Regions from separate parts of the Homo sapiens genome. Here region 1 is linked to region 2. The links are chromatin loops, found by intact Hi-C in ENCODE. Cell type or tissue: dorsolateral prefrontal cortex. All regions are shown on one strand. Each heading gives the region's core, and the rest is flanking DNA. Links, peaks and the distances in the headings are about the cores only.

Region 1 (10,860 bases), core at 868-8,867, 210 kb before region 2:
AAGACCAATTTTAAATCAATATGCCATGTAACTATCCTCCCCCAAAAGTTCGTAACACTATACAATGAGAAAGTCAAGAAAATATAATAAATTGTTATTCAATTTTTTAATGAATTGCGCCCTTTTAAACATACCAGTGGTGTGGGGGGTGGGGGGCAGTTAGATTCCAACTCTCACTTGGATCCAGGTCCACATCAAAACATTTCAATGTAGAAGGTATTACTCATGTTCACCAGAGCTTCCCACCTCCTGGTGGTCCACCACCACTACAAGCACATTATAGCTGCTTTCCTTCATTATCGCATTCTGCATACAAAGCCACAGACAATCGTGTGGGAAATTTCTGCCCCTAGTCCAAAGAAAAGCCAGATAAGTAGCTGATTATTGCATAGAGCTGACAGTATCACAGGAAGATCAGTAGTAGCAGCTCAAGTACAAAAAGGTTAATTAGCAATACTTAATAAGAAAAACTACCTCTGGCAGGTGAAGAGTTAATCCCTGGTCAATTTTAAGCTACTCTGCTGAGAGTACTAATAAGTGTAGGGGTTGGAGCCAATGAGGGTGACCCCTTCCTTGATGGGAACAGTCATCCCTTAGGAACTGCCCTGGAAAGCATCAGCCAGCCAGAAAACAGGGAAAGAGGCTGAGAAACCGTGGTAACCAAGTTTTGCTGGCACTTTGTAAAATGGTAACTGCAACTGCCGAGGCTGTGCAGAGAATGCTAATAAGCCTAGGACAACCTGTAAAGAGTGGACCTAGAAAATGTCCACCCACCGACCAGACCGGTAGCCCTAAAGAGCCCCACTCTGTAGATTCCTGAGGATCTGCCCACCGTACTCATTCACAAGGAAGCCCCTAAACATGGCTACATTGTGCCTTAGCTTCACAGCCCTCAAAATACTTCTGACTCAAATGTCTTAGGGTCAGAGTAATGACATTTAGCACATCTGCCTAGAAACTCACAGTTTTCCAATTTGTAACAAACATTTTGCACCTTTTAAAAATCTCATTCTAAAATCCAAATGGTAAACAGCTTTAAGAATCAATATGAAATGTTTTAAGTGTTCTCTGTGGCTTCATATAAATTCTCCCTGCCCCTCTCATCAGAATTTATTCTGACTTTCAGGGAGCATATTAAAGGTAGAAACCACTGATGTACAATAATAAGTGTGCAACCATATTCTTAAGAATCTAAATTCAATCTTGGTTAGCTGAGAATGCTTGAAACAGTAATAAAGTGCTCCTCTGAAAGTCACACTCAAATTTTGAATTCCTCTTTCTAATGAGAGCTCTTCACCCATTCCCATGTCTCAAGTACGCAAATGAAAACAAAACAAAAAAACTGTAACTGGGATTTAAAAGTATAACAGTCTTTCTTCTCTCATGTATTTCTTTCTTGTCATACTTCATTCTGGAAAAAAATAATCCAATCTGAAATATAAAGTGGGAAAAGGGAGGCATCCGTAGGTAATGTGAGTTATTATCATTGTTCTAGATGTTGGGTTGAGTGGTGGGTTCATAGATGTTCATTACATTATTTAAAAGCCATTATAATTAACTATTAGAAAATAAGAGGGCCATACATGCACGAGTGATGACAGAGTGTCATAAATCAGGAATTCTGATTATTCCAATCCCATGCACCTAAGATCTGTTTAAAGAAAAAATAATAATGAGATGGTGATGCAGGTAGCTAATGGTTAGACCCTTCTAGAGTTCACCAAACTCCTTCGGCAGGGACGTCTTCATAAGCATGCAGCCTGCGCAGCTGCACAAGGTCCTGCCTTTAGGAGCACCCAGCCTTTATTTATGCTCTGCTGTCGCAATCTTGAAATTTAAATAGTGTTTTACCAAGGTGTCCTGCATTCATTTTGCACTGGGACCAGTAAATTATAAAATCAGTCCTGTCCCTAAGTTTCCAGAGGTTAAATTTACCTACAGTTCCCCATAATTTCGTCCCCATCCAACTTTGATATTTTTTAAGTTTGCTACTTCTTATCCCCAGATTATTAATGTAACAGTCAGGTGAGCACCCTAGAGCAGTCTTTTTTCCTGTATTTCCTATGTTTCCTTATTTTTATTGTCCAAATCAGTGCTGCCTGTGCTATAAATGGAGCTGCAGTTATATATTGTTCTTATAATGCTTCTTCTCAGATCAAAAACTTCAAACAGAATTCATTGGCTAAAAACTAAATGCACTGAAGTCTCTATCTAAATTCATGTTAACTGCTGGATTATACAAATTCATTTTCTAATAATTGCCCAATTTCAACTACAACATATAACCAAACAAGACAAATTCTGAACAATTCTTCATGGTAGAAAGAATTCAAATAAAGATTTAAGGAAATCCTCATTTTCAAAAATTACTGTCTCAAAAAAAAAAAAATTAAGTAAATGTTTTTGCATTCCTGAAATGCCCTGTGTCTACAGTGATCAGGTACAGAAAAGCTACTTCAAGTTCAAATATAACTTAGCGATTGCCACATGGTGCAGAATCTTTCCACCCCTAACACTCCAAAAACCCAATCAGACAAGTGGCCGTAATCTGACTCCCAGCACACAGGGAGCTGCGGGGCAGGCAATGAGAGCTGCACTCTGGCTGGGGAAGGCATGAGTGACAGACCCACAGCAAGGCGGTGGGGGTAAGTCCTTCTTTGCCTTAAGGGAACAACGCTTAGGGCCAAAAGATGAAACTGTCTCTTTTATTATAGATGTTTGTGCCTTCTTAGGCAGAATCTGGAAGGCAGCTATAGGGCAGGTGGGTGGTTCTTTTAGATCTGAGTACTGGGCATTTTCAGAAGAGAGGCATAGAGAAGGTAGAAGAAAAGGGATGCTTTTTAGCCAAATCCTCCATATGTTTCAGATCTGCAAAAGCCCAGGAAAATTACCCTATGGAGGTGAATCTAGCTATAGTACATTTCTTCGGAAAAATTACTCACCCAGACGCTCAGCTGTCCTGGAGTGGATGAAGCTGAGTGTTCAGCTAGAAAGTAATGTGTCCGATTCAGTACATCAACAAACCCGCTTTGTTCTGGGGCAAAAGAAGCAAATCTAATTGTGTTGATCATTTCCAGTGACTGTGAACATATAAGGGAACACTGACAATAAAAGCAGGGTGCTATGGGTGACGCTAGGGTGAGCCCTCATAAGGCCAGAGATATGTATATGCTGCCAGCAAACTTCACGGTTCACAGCCAAGTGAGGCTGGTCCATCTGCCTTGGAAGAAGATCAGATTTTTGTGGATTTAAAAAAAAAAAAAAGCTAAAAACATTCTTAAAGAGCATGTTTATGTTTTGTGTTGGTGTTTTGCACTGTTTTAAATTTCTCTGGTTGATGAATATTTGAAGCTGAAAGAGCAACTACCTCTGGAGAGGTAAACAGGTGCATGACAGGCCAAGCAGGGAGAGAACTCCGGAAATGGCAGAAGTGAGAGGTGAAGGGGGTGAGCAGCGGGGCTGGCCTTTTCTGGGTCCCACCTCTTCTGGTGTCTCCTGCGGGGCTGAAAAGGACGTTTCCTGCCCACCTAGCTTCCTTAGCCTACTGTTTTGTCCTCCTCCTTCTCCCCTAACCCTGACCACAAACGACAGCACCTATGATCGCATTTTGCCCCCTTTGCCATCCCGGCTACAGCCCTGGGCTGCCGGTGAGTTCAGAAGTGACTCTCCTAACTTCTTCAATATGTGACTTTTCTGAGTTTACCGTCTTTGGGAATATTTTTAGTGTCTCCTCCAGGGTGCCCTCCCTGCCCCATTGCAACCATCGTTTTTGTCTCTTTACATTCTTTTCCTCTAGAGAGTATGATGTCGTTGTCATCCCACCTGGGGTTTTTCATACTTCTGAGATTCGCTTCACTGGGGCAGGGGATGCGTGGGATGTGGCTGGCCACCCCCCTGTGGAGCCAGCTCTTCCTTTATCCTGCCACCCGGGCCTGGGCAAGAAAGGGTTTTTCTCTCTCCACCTCTAAAGCAAAGCCCCATAGCAAACTAAGGGCTAGGCTGAGCTGGAAATTCCCCTCACCCTTTTTGGCACTGCATTTCCTCACTACCCACGCAGAAAGCAGGTTCCCGGGAACATTCAGTGACATGGGGAAATGAGGGCCCCGCAATTTGTCAAAGGGAAAGCCACAATAATACTAATCTCTTAAAGTACTTGGCTTTCTTGCCTAACCCCTTACGTGGTCCTCTGCAATTAGATTCTCTGGTAAATACTCTCCATACTTCTTGGCTCTCATGACTATCACAGGCAAAGGACAAGGGCAAAAGTCTTAGATGATAGGGTAACTGGGGTAATTGCCCCCCCCCCCCAAAAGGGGAATCCTAGCCATTTCCTGCCAGAATGAGCAGTTGGCATCAATATCGTCAAACCACCCCTTCTCTGCTCCAAAGATCTAATGACAGCAAGAGGGATATAGACGGGAGGAGAAGGCGTCCTCCCTCTCCCAGACTCCCTGCCCACCACCCTCCCCAGAGAAGCTCCACAAGGTGAGACACACTGTCCTATAGGCCCATGTAACAGAAAGCCATCAAAAAGACCGTAGAGAAAAGCCGTTTTCCATAGAGCCTTCTGCTCAGGGGCCCACAGTTTCCCTAACCACACCCGCTTTTCCTGACTTCCCGAGCTCTGCACCATGAAGGCAGGAAAGGTACCGGGGCATTGCTGGCACACCCCAGCCTCCAGGCTCCCTTTGGCAGGTTTATCTGCATTGTACGGTCAGGGTCAAGGGGTGAGAGAGGGTCGGGCACGAGGAGAGGCTGTCCTTCCTCCCCTAAAAGCATCCCCCACTCCCATCTCTCCCCACCTCCAGCGGCCAGGATGCACCGGGCCGGCGGGCAGGCGGGCGAGCTCGCGGGGCCGCTTCTGCGTGTGCACCTGGCCGCCGCCCGGGAGCCTGCCACGGGCCGGGAATGGCCGCTGCTCCGCCCTCTGAGAGGTGCTCCAGGCTCCCTGGGGACGGAGGTTTACACGTCCCCGTGCCGCGCTCCCAGATCTGGGCGGTGCGCGTGTCCCTTGGGCAGGCTCAGCTCCCGGACTCCTCCCGCTGGCAGCCTGCTCGTTCCTGGCGCAAAGGAGAGGGAGGGAGTGTCGCTGTCCCAGCTGAGGCCCTGCCTGTTCCCATCGCCCTTGCTAGTCACCAGAAGCTCCTCTCCCCTCAATGAGTTCACTTTCTCAAAAGACAGCCTTCAGCACCCTGGTTTCCTAGAAGGCTTCCCCCTAATCCAGAGTCTGGGGGGAGGGGGAGATTTTCAGAATGCCATTTCAAAGCAATCAAATGCAAAGCTAGAAAAGACGACCCCCCCCCCCCACGCACACCTTGTTTTAATGCTTTATGTTCGAAATGTAAGTAGCATATAAAATGTACTCGAAACTTAAAAACTTGCTCTAAGGGAATTAAGTACAAGGTAAATATATTTTATTCTTAATATTTTAAGGAATTTGATTTAGACATTTTTCCTTTCTAGGGACAGTTTGGATAATTTTCCGTGAAACTGGATGATCTTTGAATATTAAATGAAAGGAGACTAGAATAACAGTCTCTTGACTATTCATGAAGGAGCTTTAGCAGAAGCATTCTTTCTTGGTGTGCAAATCACGCCTGGCAGCCCCTGCCCACAGTACCCGAAGATGGCAGGCCTTGTTCCCTTCACCTAAATTCATAAACCTGGGTGTAGTGGCTTCTGATGCTGATTTGTTTCTCTTTTCAGTAAGTGTGGACCTTTGTGTACCAGAGAGAACATCATGGTGGCTTTCAAAGGGGTCTGGACTCAAGCTTTCTGGAAAGCAGTCACAGCGGAATTTCTGGCCATGCTTATTTTTGTTCTCCTCAGCCTGGGATCCACCATCAACTGGGGTGGAACAGAAAAGCCTTTACCGGTCGACATGGTTCTCATCTCCCTTTGCTTTGGACTCAGCATTGCAACCATGGTGCAGTGCTTTGGCCATATCAGCGGTGGCCACATCAACCCTGCAGTGACTGTGGCCATGGTGTGCACCAGGAAGATCAGCATCGCCAAGTCTGTCTTCTACATCGCAGCCCAGTGCCTGGGGGCCATCATTGGAGCAGGAATCCTCTATCTGGTCACACCTCCCAGTGTGGTGGGAGGCCTGGGAGTCACCATGGTAGCATCTTTAGCTATTTTCAAACTAGGACTCCAAGCTTCTTGCAAACTCTTTGCTAAATAATGCCTTGGTGGCATGAGGCACATCCCTAAAATAGCTAATTTACTCCTAGGGAATTTTTGATGATTCTTAATAGTGTGAAAACTGATTCTGGCAGTATTTAGGTATATCTGTAAGAAATCATTGTTTGCTCTTGAGTGCCTTAAAAATAACAAAATCTAGGTGGCCCGAAAATTGTGTTGGTTTTTTCCTCCCCTTCTCCCATTCCAATTACTATATTGACTTTATATTTAGCTTAATGCATTTTCCTTACAGTTATTTGTTCACTAGCAGAAAAAAACTATTTTCTTGTCATGTTCATAAGATGTACAATGATCTACATAAAGGGTTATGCTTAAAAAAATAGACATCCGATCCTAGTTTTGTTCTTAGCTGATTAGGAGTATCAATTGTTAACTCAGCACCAGGGCTGATTAAAAAAAAACACACATGGCTTAAATTTTAATTGAAATATATATTAATTAATTTAAACCTAATTAATGGATTTAATCATTGCCTTATAAAATCACAAGGCTCTCAAGAAATTCTTTTACGAGTTAAGTGCTGCAGTGGCACATTTTGCTTCCTTTGTAGAAAAGGACATTCAGCACAAACTCCTGTTTGGTCGTTGTAAGAGTAATCACAGTCATCTGTGATGACCCAAAATGAATATAAATTTATTCCTTCTTTTTGGGGGGTGAGAGAAGGAAATTCTCAGTTGAAGGTGGGGTAGAAGACTTACCTTTACTTTTTACACAGATAAAATGTGCCTTTCACAATGATATTAATACATTGTCATCGAAAATACTCTTGCTTCAATTCTGATGGAATATTTTTCTTTCTCTAGGTTCATGGAAATCTTACCGCTGGTCATGGTCTCCTGGTTGAGTTGATAATCACATTTCAATTGGTGTTTACTATCTTTGCCAGCTGTGATTCCAAACGGACTGATGTCACTGGCTCAATAGCTTTAGCAATTGGATTTTCTGTTGCAATTGGACATTTATTTGCAGTAAGTTTCCAAGTCCATTTAAATAATCAATCCCACCTCATTTATCCTCACTCTAGCTGGCCTGAAGATGTTGTGTTTTACAGCAGTAGCTCTTTAGTATCCAGCCATGACTGTCCATTTTAGGTTATAATTTTTCCAACTGCTCAATGAGAATGTTGATATAGCTGCTAATATCTTGAGGTTCCTCTAAGTGACAAATGACAGCAAATTGCAATGAATGATACTTGCTAGTAGCCCTGTTTCAGCAATGTCTGAAGTTGTTTTCTTGTTTCCTATAGATCAATTATACTGGTGCCAGCATGAATCCCGCCCGATCCTTTGGACCTGCAGTTATCATGGGAAATTGGGAAAACCATTGGGTAACCCTCATATTGATAGTTCCCATCTTCCTACAGTTGAGGACAATTACCTGTGGGGCTCTTTTATTTTTCATTATTTTGCCTACTACTTTCTCTTGCATTTCTCCAACCTTGACCCTCACTTTATTACATCTTTCATAAAGACTAGGGAAAGAATAGCACAGATCTGCTGTAAAAAGATAAGAGATGTAAAACATCTCTAACTGAAGGTTCTAGGCCTCCAATAATAGTCTTTTCCTTTTTTGAAGCACTATTTTAGACACTGTATCTAACAGATTGCAGCAGAATACACTGTATATAGAGGTTGCCTATGTGGAACAAGTTAAAGTCAGCATGGTGTAGTGAATATGGTGTTTAAATAATTGAAAGTAAAGTCTTCCCAGCTATAATGGAAAAAAATTGCAAAAAAAAGAGAAAGAATGAAATACTTAAAAGCGCTGCCCATAGCAAAGATATTTACCCTTTTTTTGTTTACAAATGCATGAACTCAATTAATAGTATGTAAGTTGCAAGTATTTGAACTGCAGATGGTGTCGAATAAATAGTGCAAAGGTTTATGTTATTATCACCATAACTGTTACCGGAAAAATAAATGACTCACAGAAAAGGCTCACTTTTCAGTCTCAAACCTAAACTATTATAAATAAATATTTATTAATGTAGTGGCAGTGCTTCCAGAGAATAGCAGTGTCCATTTTAAAATATTATAATTAATTTTGTTTCAGTTGTTTCTCACAGCAAAGGAATTTAAATCCTTTAAAATTAAATAAGTAATGCAGCAGTTGTGAAGGCCACCAACATGCTAACTTACAATAGCCAATAAAAATATGAGACCTGTAAGCCAGCTTCAAAGAGCGCTAGCTTTTATTATAATTTATATATTGCAAATGTCACTTACAACTTTAAAAAATTCATGAATATAACAGAATATGCCCCTTGTGTTTATTCAGACAGTGATTACCAACCTAGTCACAGCCATTCATCTATGGTGTACACTGCAAATGACAAGAAAATGCACCGCTGCTATGTGCATTCACTTCTAAGAAAAGTATACCAAATCTTTAAAAGTAATCTACAGCATTAAATAACAGAATAAGAGTCAGCGTTCAAACCAAGACTTAGCCAAAAATGCCATCCATGAGATTAGTCATTTTGTCACTGATACCTCCATTTATGTCTCAAAAACTGTTACCACATTAACAGAAATGGAAATTTTTAGTGAGTAGTATATGATTTTGTTTTCTTCTTTTTGAGATGGAGTCTTGCTCTGTTGCCCAGGCTGGAGTGCAGTGGCATGATCTCGGCTTGCTGCAACCTCCTTCTCCTGGGTTGAAGAGATTCTCCAACCTCAGCCTCCCGAGTAGCTGGGATTACAGGTGCATGCCACCACACTCAGCTAATTTTTGTATTTTTTCATAGAGACAGGGTTTCACCATGTTGGCCAGGCTAGTCTCGAACTCCTGACCTTAGGTGATCCACCTGCCTCAGCCTCCCAAAGTGCTGGGATTACAGGCGTGAGCCACAGTGCCCAGCCCTGATCTTACAATGAAAATACAACTTTCAGTTCAACATATTAAATTGAAACTATTTTGTCATTAACAACTTTTAGTTAAATTTATAAGCACTTGAAAATGTAGATGAAAAAATATATTTTACTAATTACTTGTCAGTTGCAGTAAACTAGTTAAGATTTAAATAGTAGGAACATTCTTAGCTTGTTGATTAAACTAAAAGTTGCCCCATGTTATATTATACCAATCTTAATTCTACTAAAAATAGCAATGGTTGTATGAAATTTAGAACTAATTTAAAGTATATTTGTAGGTAGAAAGATTAGGAATAACATTAAAATATTAATTGGGTTTTTTGTATAGTGTAATGATATTATTTTAGTTTTCTTTATACTTTTACACATTTTCTAGATTTTTAGCAATAAAGATTCTTTACTTTAAAGTACATATGACTTCATTTTGAAATAGCAACTTGACACTGAGATTTGTTTATTTTTGAGAACATGCAGCTGGGTATCTTATTCACAGATGTTTTGGAAAGGGTAGTAATTATTTTGCTGTTCTAGTCTCCCTTGTGGGATTTGTAGCCTGTGGAATAGTACATGTCTAATGAGACCTTACTAACAAAGAGCAAAGACATTTAGAGGAGGGCTCTCATTTCTCCTTTAAAAGGGCATAGAGAAGATAAAGGCTCATATGGGTTTTTTCATGTTCAAGAGAGGAACTTGATTCTTCCAGCCACACTAGCAACAGTTTCCCCGTAAATGTTATGTCTTCAGCCTCAGCTTAAATTTTGAATTTTATTTAAATCTTACAATGAGGATGCAAACTGAGATTAATTTGCAGAGGGTGTTTTAAACAAAAAGCATCCATCATGTTTTTTTTCAAATGAGTGTGTAGTACAGTGGAAAACAGTATACTGCAGTGTTTGGAACAGTGTTTCAAAAGAGAGGTTTTCATTTTGTTTGTTTGTTTTTTTCTTTTTTTTGAGACAGGGTCTTACTCTGTTGCCCAGGCTGGAGTAGAGTGTCACGATCATGGCTCACTGCAGCCGAGACCTCCCTGGGCTCAAGTGATCCTCCTATCTCAGCCTCCCAAGTAGCTGGGACTACAGGTGCACACCACCAAGCCCAGCTAATTTTTTTTTGTATTTTGTAGAGACAGGGTTTCACCATGTTGCTCAGGCTGAATCGAACTCCTGGGCTCAAGCAATCCACCCACCTTGGCCTCTTAAAGTGCTGGGATTACAGGTGTGAGCCACTGTGCCCAGCCTCAAATGAGAGGTTTGAAGTCAGACAGGTCTGAAATCTCAGCTCAACCATTTGATAAGCACAAAATCTTAAGCAAGCTTATTACCCTCTCAGAGTGTCACTCTTCTTTTCATAAAATGGGAAGAATAATAATATTTATCTCATTGGTTATTGTTAGAATTAAATGAGATTATACAAGAAAAGTGCCAAGTACGGCTGGCCCGGGGACAGTGCTCAACAAGCAGGGTTTCTGTTGCCCAAGTGCGTCTGTTAAATAAATGTCTAATATTCTACAGCACACATGTGCTCTAAAGCAAATGTCTGCACTTCATTCAAACTCAAAACTTTATTCTAGGGGCATAGCTAATATGTAATAATAATTTCCGGCTGGGCACGGTGGCTCACACCTGTAATCCCAGCACTTTGGGAGGCTGAGGCAGGTGGATCACGAGGTCAGGAGATTGAGACCATCCTGGCTAACACAGTGAAACCCCATCTCTACTAAAAATACAAAAAATTAGCCAGGCGTGGTGGCGGGCACCTGTAGTCCCAGCTACTCAGGAGGCTG
Region 2 (10,860 bases), core at 1,644-9,643:
GGGAAGGATGCGAGCGCTGCAGGTAATGGCTGTGGCTTTGCTGCGCTCGCCTCTTCCCGGCGCTGCGGTCAGCGCCAAGTCAGGAGCCCGCATCCTTCCCTCCCCTCCTGGCGGCCTAGGTTCCCTTAAAGGGACAGTTTCCCGGCCGCCTCTGGCCTCCGCCGTCTGAACCAGCGCTCGGGGCGCAGAGGTGGGCGGGAGGGATTCAGTTTGGCTCCTTTCTGACCTCTTTCCTCCTCCGCCCCCCCAACTGCCGCCGCCCCCCTACCCACTCCCGCCACCCTTCTTTATTGAATGTGAAGTGTGCTTCCTCTCCCGCCCCCAAGAGGGACCTGGCTGGAAAACAGTCCGCGCCTCCTGGAAAAAGAACGGGGTGGGGGGCGCGTAATGGTGAATTCGCGTTAAAAGTGAGGTCGAGCCCCAAAACATCCAGGAAGAGGAAAGCAGACCTGGGTGCAGGAATCCCTTACCTGCACGCGCGCTCCGCACAGCCGCCCCGCCACCGCAACTTGCGAACTGTCGCGGGTAGACAGTCTGCCTTTGTGCTTTCGAACACTTGCACTGTCGTGGAAATGATTTTCTGGTATCAAAACGTTTTCAGTGACTGTGCTTCGGGGTTCGGCTGGGCGGAAGCCAACTAAGTTAGCAAAGTCGCAAATGGGGCCGTTGGCTTTGTACGTGGAGAATGGCACACCAGAACTGTCCAGGATCCCAGTGGCACTGGCTTCTTCGCTAAAAGGTGCACCGCAGTAGGCAGGAGTAATTTGGTACAAATGTATTACCTTTTAGATAATAGAACTGGCTGCTTTCAAGCAAATCCTTGACTATGCGGTATGTGTGCGTGTGTGTGTCTGTGTGTGTGTGTGTGTATCCTGAGTGGTACTGGGAGACATAACAGTTTAACATATTCTTTAAGAAACGTTTGCCTTCTGTTTTCAATCAACTAAGCTGGCAGCTAGAGATACAAGTTTATTTGAGAATACCCTCTGGGTACCAAGCATGCTTGGATTGTTTTAGCAAATTAAAAATGAGCAAAATGCTTTTACCTTCTCAGCAGTAGACTCCTTAAGAGACCTCCTGTTTTGTGTGTATGTGTGCGTTTTTTTAGAGAAACATTTTCTGTGTATATCTCAAATGTGTTTTTAATGTGGAAAAGGAGAAAATAAAGGATTTTAAAAGGCTGAGGCTGATGCTGTAGAATGATTCATTAAACCTGATTCTGCATCAAGGAATTCACCTACATATATGGGAATCTGTGGCAACTAATAGCCTACTTGGTGAATTTAAAATAGCAGTGGATCCGTTTGTCTCCTGGATAATGGGCAGTGTGCCGATTTATTCCTCGTGTTTGTATTTGTGTGGCATTTGGCTTACTACGAGGGGCTGATATTCAGGAAACTAAAACACTGACTGCAACAGTTTGACTCGGGAGTCCTGCTGCTGCCTGAATGGAAAGAATTGTGAGCAGTGGTTATGATGACAGTAGGTTAAATGTTTACTAATTAGGTTGCAAAGGTGACCATGAAACTTTAAAACTTTGCATCACGGAGAAAACTTCATTGGGTTAGGCTTATGTTAAGAAGAAGGTATCTAATTAGGCAAAAATGTCACACAGCCGGGAAGAAATTTTGAAATGAATTGAGGGTGAAAGATATTTGTCAAAAATCTCCCACCACAGTATGCAAAACGACTGCAGTGATTTTGCTGTATTAATTATGCCTGAAGCACAATATATAAAGTTCTCCAACACACACTAGATGTCTCTCTTCTAGCTGTAAGATTTTTGTGTTTGTAATTCTTTGCCAGGGCTTGCATAGTAGGGGTGCACAGTAATAGCTTGTTTCATATTTACTTAAGTAATGTGATTTACCGACCATTCAACTTACTCTGATGTGAGATATTTATTTTGGGGGAAGCCTTCAGTAATCATTGTACAAATTATGCCACTTAAGTATTAGGAAAGTAACTTCAGTAAGACTTCAACTAGATGATGATGAAAGCGTATTATTCGATTTGCGTTGAATAATGCATTATGGACCTTTTGGCATCAAATTATTTATCCAAAGCAATTTAGGTTTTTAAATGTAAGAGTAATTAGTGACAGATGTATTTTATCAGAGAACTTTCTTAAACTTCCATTTAGCTCTGCATTTAGCAATAACAATTGCTTGCACAAATGCTTTCTTGTCTTAATGTTTCTGAATCAGAGTGATAGTTTTCTACTTCTGATGTGATGTTTTTAGCTAAGGTCTTTTCCCATTTGCATTGCATTTGAGTCATTCAAATGATGTTTGTGAACCATTACTTCACCAACGTTTTTATTTAGTGTTTATTAAACTGCATTTCTGAACCTTCTTTTGGACTGCAGTTTATAATTTCCCAAGCAAACAGAGCATTTATTTGCTCCATCTTTAGGACGAACTATCTTGGGAATAAAAGTGAAATTTTTGGATGCAAGCATGTATGCTTATTTTAATAGCTTACTCATGCAGAAGTGAGACACAACTCGCTCTGGCTTTTCATTCATAAAAACATGCTAGATGTAAATAATGTTTTGCTTGTTGATGAGTTTGGTTTGAGATAACTGAAGAAAACAAAACAGATTATCCTTTAAGCATAATAAGCCTGTGTTCATTAGGTCCATTCATTCATTCATTGAACAAATATTTGTGCTTGCTGTATAGGAACTACTGTGTTAAATGCTGGAGACACAATGGTGAGAAAAAGCATTCAGAGCCTCCAATCTCATGGAGCTTATAGTCCAGACAGAGAGGCAGACATTCATCGAATAACTGAACAACTGACAGAGATGAGTGCTTTGAAGGAAGAGGAATATGGGGTTCTGGTAGCATTAACTTAAAGAGGGCCAAAATGGCCTGGACCAGGGTCAGAAGTGCCACACACTGAGATCTAAAGGATGAAGGGGCCTGGGCAAGAGAGACAGAACAGAGACGAAGTTCCAGGGAGAAAAAAGAAGGAACAGTATTTTACCAAGCCAGGAGAGGCTTAGCAAAGGGGGAGGAACTCAGGGCTTAACTGGCTGGAGTAAGAGACGGAGGAAGCAGTGATGCAGACTGCAGGGACAGGCACCTGGTCTTCACCCAAGAGTAAGTGATGGGGAGGATTGGGAGAGGGGCAGCAGTAATCAGATTGGTGTTTGGAAAGAATAACTCTGCTGGCACTCTGGGAAGTGGTCAGAGGGACCCAGATGGATGAAGCATAGCCCTTGGAAGGCTATTATAGTCATCCAGGCAAGAGAAGATATAGCTGGGGTTAGGGTAGGGGAAATACTGATGGAAGGGTTTGAGATCTATGTAGAGGGGAAAGTTTACAGAACCTAATAAAGGGTTGGCCATAGGTGAACAAGAAGAGAGAAGTGTCAAGTGGACACCTAAGTTTCGGGCATGTTAATTGAATAGACGCGGGAATTCTGAAGCCTGGGTGGATTTTGTATCTTTCACGTCATTTCTAATAGCCAGATTAAGTAGCAGTGAGAAGCCTCATTCACATCCGGTGTAACAGCATTCACAAAGGAAACCAAAGCATCTAGTCATTCTTTAATCCCTCCCTCCATTTGTTCAACAATTGGGTCTGGAGTGCCTACAGTGTATCAGGCACTCATCGGCCGGCTCTTTTTATCCTGTTATCCAAAATGCTTTTCCTTTATGAAGTGTACCATGTGGTTCCATTTATCCAAGTCTGACTAAGTTGGAATTCATCATTGAAGTAGGCCTATGTTGAGCCTTCTGAAACAAACCTGTGCCTTATAGTGCAAATTAATTGTATTAAAATATTATAAACATGTCAGATGATTATGAAATGAATGGTTGGATGCTTTTTAAAAGTCCGTTTACATACAAATAACTGACACAATTATGCAAATCACTCAACTGAAGACACTTTGAATATCACTCTCTCCATAGGGGTTTGATGTACAAATGCAATTCCATAAGCTACTTTTCTTGGTGGTTCTCATGTGGATGGCCCTGAGGGCAAATTCCAGTTGGAAAAACAACCATCATTTTGGCCTATTCCTTTTTCTCTATAAAAATGGGAACGATGTCATCTCTCTAACCTGCCTTACAGGATTGTTAAGAGGAAAAATAAGAGTATGTCCAACTGAAGTGCATATAAGTAGTATCAATCAACCCCAAAGGGCACTTTCTCTGGAGGAGCCACCCCAAGTCTGGCCCCTGCTGTCTCAGTCCCTCGGTCCATATCAGTCTCACCTTATCTCAGCTGCCTCTGAAACCCCAGGCACTGGTAACATCCATGGCTAAGATTTAGGGAACAAGTAGCAGAGGCCGTCTGGAATACCTATCTCCCTGAGCCCTCCAAACAAGACTGTGAGGCAAGTAGTATTCTGCACCCATCTTGTTCTGCACCCACCCTAGGTAACATGCCCGAAACCTCGGTGTCCACTTGACACTTCTCTCTTGTTCACCTATGGCCAACCCTTTATTAGACTCTGTACACTTTACCTTCTTCTTCTTCTTCTTCTTCTTTTTTTTTTTTTTTTTTGAGACCGAGTTTTGCTCTGTCACCCAGGCTGGAGTACAGTGGCTCGATCTCGGCTCACTGCAACCTCCCCCTCCTAGGCTCAAGCGATTCTCCTGTCTCAGCCTCCTGAGTAGCTGGGACTACAGGTGCCCGCCACCATGATCGGCTAATTTTTCTATTCTTAGTAGAGGTGGGGTTTCACCATTTTGGCCAAGCTGGTCTCGAACTCCTGACCTCAAGTGATCCGCCCACCTCGGCCTCCCAAAGTGCTGGGATTACAGGTGTGAGCCACCACACTCGGCCAACTTTACCTTCTAAATAGATCTCAGACTCTTCCATCAGTGTTCCCCCTACCCTAACCCTAGCTGTACCTCCTCTTGCCTGGAGGATTAGAAAGGTTATATCCGTTTCCTGAAGTCAAAGACTAGGCTAGTGGCAGAGCAGGGATTCTAACTCAGCTGGCTGACTACAAAACCCTGCCATTAGCCCCCATTAGCCGTTCTGCTTTCTCATCTACACCCATAGTCCTTTCTGTCCAGGACATACTATTTAAGCCCTTTTCAAGGGCACTTGGCAAAGGGCTTGCTTGTTCTGCCACCGGCTTCCATTCCTCCTGTTCTCTCTTCGCCCCCACCTCTGTATCTCCCTGCCACACCAGCACCCTGCTGTTATGCCAAGAGAGAAAGAAAAAAAACAAAAACAGTGTGAGATTGTTGTGAGAGATTGTTGTGATCAGAACATGTGAATTGGTCTCTATCTCTTGCTGAGCAAATCGTTTGCTCACAAGTACTCTGTCATGCTGACCAAAATAGGGATTTGTTTTCTATCCAATGGGAACTGACAACAATTCAGCCCTTGCTGCCGACACCAACGCTGCTATTAAGAAGAAGAGTTATGAACTGAAGAGAATGTTAACGAGATAGATTTCAAATGCTGGCTAGAGGAAGGGATATTCTTCCTGATAAATCTTTCCAAAGCATCTACTGCTATCATCACTGACTTGTTTTTGTAGCACTTTCACTTTGCTGGAAATTTGTAGCCAATGGAACAGAAAATGTGTGTAAAACAAAAGACCCAGACTTTCTATGTGAGGGGGAGAAAAAGCTACATTGGTCCATGGTACTGATCCTTCTCTATCCTACCCATCCATTCCCACCACCCCATATGCAAATCCCACTCCATCTCTGTCTGTGCTGTATTTTCTTGGTTAAATTACTGAATCTCTCTAAGCTTCAGTTTTCTGAACTACAAATGAGGTAATAATATGAGATCATTGTAAAGGAGATAATAATAGTCCTAGAGTTGTTCAGAGAATAAAATGAGATGTAACAGGATGTATATGCCTAGCACAAAATAAGCACTCAGAAAATATCCATATATTGTTAAGAGCAGGGACTGTGTTTATTCACCTTTGCTTTCTCAGTTCCTTAATACAGTGCCTGGCACACAGGATAAGTGCTCAATAAATAACTGTTGGATACATGAACACATAATTTCAGGGGACGCAAGAATAAAGCCAGATGTTGATTTCACTTCCCTGTAAGTACTTTTTGCCATTGACAAGAGGACCCAAGTTCTGCCAGATACCCTCACCTGCTGGTTATGGGCTTTTTCTAACCAATTAGATCAATCATTTGGGAACAGATCAAATTTGATCTGGGGAAGCATTGATGCTAAGTAGGACGTTGCCTCAAAGATGGTCCTGTTTTGCCTTTTGATTACTCATGTGGAGGTCGTCCTGTGCACAGTTGTCATGGGATTTCCAAAATCTGCAGACACTTACGCTATGAAATGATGCAAATGCACCACTAGGTTCTGAACCCCCACAATGGGAGTCACTGAATTTGCGTATTAACACTGAGAAGAAACACGGGACCCGGTCTGATACCCATTCCATCCAGCAGATGGCAGTGACACACATTGGCAAGTAAACTTGGAATCGCCTCTGGTCTTGCTGTTAGTTTCTCACCATTGCCTCTCTCTCCTGGAAAAGGAAAGCCCAGCCAGCTTTAAAAAGCTGCCTTTTCCCAGCACTTTGGGAGGCCGAGGCAGGTGGATCACGAGGTCAGGATATCGAGACCATCCTGGCCAACATGGTGAAACCCCATCTCTACGAAAATACAAAAAAATTAGCCGGGCGTGGTGGCGCGTGCCTGTAGTCCCAGCTACTCGGGAGGCTGGGGCAGAAGAATCGCTTGAACCCAGGAGGCGGAGGTTGCAGTGAGCTGAGATTGCGCCACTGTACTCCAGCCTGGGCGACAGAGCAAGACTCTGTCTCAAAAAAACACACAAAAAAACAAAAAAGCTGTCTTTGCTCCTTCACCGAAACAACCGAGGCTCAACGGGGACAGCTGGAAGGATCAGCACCTCCGAGCCGTCTGTTTCTTCCTGGGCTGTGGGGCAGGGAGGAGAAAGAAAGCAGACCTTGTTATCTGGTGCAATCCACTTACTGCCAGTTTCCCAGAGATATGGACCATAAGAGGCCTGCTTTCCTGTTTATTTAATCAAATCAACAGAAGAAAGTGCTGTTAACCTCCAGCGTCTACCATGCTCTGGGTTGAGAGCACTTGATGCCAAAAGTGATCAGGAATACTAGTAAAGATAATAACCCAGTCTTAGGCAGTCACGTGCTGCCAGGGAATGGAACAGTGTCTATGCTGCTGAAGACCCATGTGAAGTCCTCTCATGTGGGGTCGTGAAATGACTTGGTTCTTCTGGTTGCTTAGAAATAGAGACCCACTGTTAATTGTGTGACCCCAAAGCTTTGGTTTCATTATCTATACAATGTGGGTGAGGAAAACCACCTCAGAGGGTTGTTGTAAGTACTGAATATGTAACACCAATACAATGCCTCTAAGTGCCAGACTGTTTTTCAAGGGCTTTGCAAGATATTACTTGTGTAATCCTCATCCATCACCTAAGAGGGTGATATTACTGGCATCCCCATGTTTTAGATGAGGAGATGGAAGTGCGGAGAGATAAAGTAACTTGCCCAGGTTCACATATGGTGAGTGGCTGAGCCAGGAGTTGATCTGTGCATTCAAGCTTCCAGTCTTTGCTCTTAGTCTCCAGGTGCGGCTGCCTCTAATACTGATTAGTAATTACTAATACTAATAATTATTAAGCACCTTCCATATGCTAGGAACGTTACATATTTTAACTCCTCTCATATTTTCACGTTCACTATAAAGGTGGGAATGATTACCTTCCTCATCTTAACAAATGAGGAAAAAATATTTACTCTGTGCCCACTCAGTAGGAAACACAATAAAGTAATTCCAAAGAGGTGTAAATACTTCTGCTCCAATTTACTCTTGGATACAGGTAAACAAATTAATGAGGACTGCAATCTATTTAAATGCTACAGGGTGGGTCCCTCTGTAACTGACTTAGCGATAAGAGAAATCCGCAGTGAGAGTATATGGGGCTTATGCTCCCATTGTACATGACAAGGTATGTAAACATTTTTTAAATTGTCTTGCTCTTTAAAATTTTCATCAGGAGCCCTTGGATATTTATAGCCTCACAGCCATTTCCAGAAATGGTGAATGGCCTGCAGAGATTTGGTTTGGTCCCACTCCCATTTATAGCGCTGCTTTCTCCTCCTAAGAGTCACCATCATCATTTGATGAAGAGGTAAGAAGATCTAGGTGATTTAAAGCCTGGCACAGTGGCTCACACTTGTAATCCCATCACTTTGGGAGGCCGAGGTGGGTGGATCCCTTGAGGTTAGGAGTTTGAGACCAGCCTGGCCAACATGGTGAAACCCCGTCTCTACTAAAAATACAAAAAAAATTATACAGGCATGGTGGTGCACGCCTGTAATCCCAGCCACTACTTGGGAGACTGAGGCGGGAGAATCACTTGAACCTGGGAGGCAGAGGTTGCAGTGAGCCGAGATTATGCCACTGCACTCCAGCCTGTGCAACAGAGCAATGAGACTCTGTCTCCAAAAACAAAACAAAACAAAAAAAAAGATCTAGGTGATTTGTTAAACGGCTATCACCTATGAGGGCCAGCTCCTTTGTCCGTGAGTTCCAGGAACTCACAATGGTCAAAGAAATTCACCTGCAGTATGAACTACATTGGTCTCTCCCTTATCAGAAATGCCATTCCAAGTCTGGGATGGAAGGCAGGTTTTAGGATCTGGAGTCTAAGGACTTTGGACCCTACTTAATGCAGTCTGCACAAATGAAGTTTGGTAGAAGAGACAACTCTCAAAATGAGGCCAAAATTTCAGAATTCAGCCCTTTTTTTTTTTTTTTTTTTTTTTTTTTTTTTTTTTGAGATGGAGTCTCACTCTGTTTCCCAGACTGGAGTGTAGCGGCATGATCTCGGCTCACCGCAACCTCCGCTGCCTGGGTTCAAGGTTCAAGTGATTCTCCTGCCCCAGCCTCCTGAGTAGCTGGGATTACAGGCACCTGCCACCGCACCCAGCTAATTTTTGTATTTTTAGTAGAGATGGGGGGGGGGTTTCACTATCTTGGCCAGGCTGGCCTTGAACTCCTGACCTCGTGATCCACCCGCCTCAGCCTCCCAAAGTGCTGGGGTTACAGGCGTGAGCCACCGTGCCTAGCTGAATTCAGTCTTTTTTAGTGGCTGAGAATATTATATTTCAAAGATCCAAAGTATCTGAAAAGTGAGTCATTCAAAGGTTGTATAAGTCACACTAGCTCTGTAAGAAGTGCAGGTGGTTTTCTATAGGAAAAACAGATCTTTATCTAGACCTGCTCCAGTCTAGCTCATCCCCACTTAGTAGAAATAGCCACAGGAGTTCAAGACCAGTGGAGTCACAGAGACCTGACCAATCATGTATATTGCTGCAAGGTGAGCCAGGGTTGAGTGAGTGAAAGACAAAGGAAATTCTGCACACTTCCACCTTAAGAAATCAGGGGCATTTCTTATTTTTTTTTCTTCCCATTAAACCTTTGTGTTCATGCAAATCTTTGCACATGCTATTCTTTCACTTCTGATGTCTTTATGTCAAAATGCATTAGAAACAGAATGTTTCTAGCTGAAGTTCAAATCATTTAAAAAGCTCAATATTTTAGTTATGCATAATTGTTCAAGGGGTCTTCTTTCTTTTTCCCTCTTAAAAAAATTCTGAGTCAAAATGCATTTTAGATTTTAGGCTGAGATTCAAATTTTACTTTTGAAAACATGCACCCAGATTCCTTTTAGAGTCACACTTTTTTTTCATTGTACAGTTGAAGTGTTCATATAGCTGAGTTATTTTTGACAGCTCTTCTGCAAACTATAAATGTCTGGTAAGAACGTCTCCAAATTATTCTGCTAAGGAGCATGACAGATACATTTTTAACACCTGAAAATTATATCTTCTGATAAGTTTGGTTATTCAAGAGCTGATGATATAGTTTATATACGCTCTATCTTCTCTCTTTGCTTTTTACTGTTGTCTACTTTTTGGCCTCATAATTACTTTTTTGGTGCCTCCGTCAAAGGATGGAGAAAAAGAAAAGAAAGGAAACACATTTCAAATCCGTTTCTCTTTCTTTCTCCCTCCTGCTCCCCCTAACAACTTGACAAAGTATATTGGAAAGGAGTCAGCTCTTGATCCATGCTAACAGAGGGACGTAACAGCATGAAAAATCCAAAGGAATAGTCAATCCAATATCATTTTTGTTAATATATTGACTTGATGTATTAATTAGGCTAGTGTTAAATATTGCAATCTTAATTTGCATATTACTATTGGACTCATATTTTTCTTCTCCATTTCAACTTCTGCAGTCTTACTATATGACTTCAGCATTAATATGAAAGACTTATCCAACCCCTTACCAAATAGTCTTTTCCACATATGAATATGAATCAGCCTTCCCAAAGTATTTTCTAGCTCAGTCATTCTTAAACTTTAGTATACAACAGAATTGTCTGCAGAGCTTGTTAAAACACAGATTTCTGGCTCCATTCCCAGAGTTTTCAATTAGATAGGTCTAGGGTGAGGCCTGAGAATTTGCATTTCTAGCAGGTTCCCAATGGATGCTGATGCTGCTGTCCGAGGGACCGCACTTTGAGAACCTCTGTTTTAGGGGTAAAGTCGACCCTAGAGATGCTCCTGGAGGGAAATAAAAAAGGATTCACACAGGTGGGCACGGCAGCTCATGCCTGTAAACCTAGCACTTTAGGAGGCCAAGGTGGGAGGATTGCTTAAGGTCAGGAGTTTGAGACCAGTCTGGGCACCATATTAAGACCTCATCTCTACAATAATAATAATAACCAGGCATGGGGTGCATGCTTGTAATCCCAGCTACTCTGGAGGCTGAGGGAGGAGGATTGCTTGAGCCCAAGAGGTTGAGGCTGCAGTGAGTTATGTTTGCAGCACTGCACTCCAGCCTA

The links. Peaks named below come from ENCODE experiments on the same cell type or tissue, not always from the same donor. Only the 100,000 strongest peaks of a DNase experiment are listed, where the experiment ranks them.
Region 1: a loop joins it to region 2, with 3.0 times the contacts of the local background. A loop is called at or near these places in 2 of 110 quality-filtered maps.

Annotation. Positions count from the first base shown.
Region 1 is chr18:26,857,443-26,868,302 of GRCh38, reverse strand. It overlaps AQP4 (aquaporin 4), which reads left to right and starts at 2,596. Exons shown (of 5, transcript NM_001650.7): 1 at 2,596-2,645; 2 at 5,707-6,121; 3 at 7,008-7,172; 4 at 7,451-7,531. The coding sequence starts at 2,614. It overlaps AQP4-AS1 (AQP4 antisense RNA 1), which reads right to left and starts at 2,995. Exons shown (of 8, transcript NR_026908.1): 1 at 2,943-2,995. RefSeq lists an enhancer at 4,847-5,347. In dorsolateral prefrontal cortex, for the core only: no CTCF peak of the experiment used is centred there; DNase peaks (open chromatin) are centred at 2,592, 4,020 and 5,022; H3K4me3 peaks cover 5,473 bases; H3K27ac peaks cover 8,000 bases.
Region 2 is chr18:26,645,445-26,656,304 of GRCh38, reverse strand. It overlaps LOC102725227 (a long non-coding RNA gene), which reads right to left and starts at 574. Exons shown (of 3, transcript XR_935311.4): 1 at 471-574. It also overlaps a transcript of KCTD1 not described here. RefSeq lists an enhancer at 4,790-5,291. In dorsolateral prefrontal cortex, for the core only: CTCF peaks have their summits at 1,696, 5,357, 6,198 and 6,403 (motif pointing right); DNase peaks (open chromatin) are centred at 5,354 and 6,404; H3K4me3 peaks cover 2,392 bases; H3K27ac peaks cover 6,814 bases.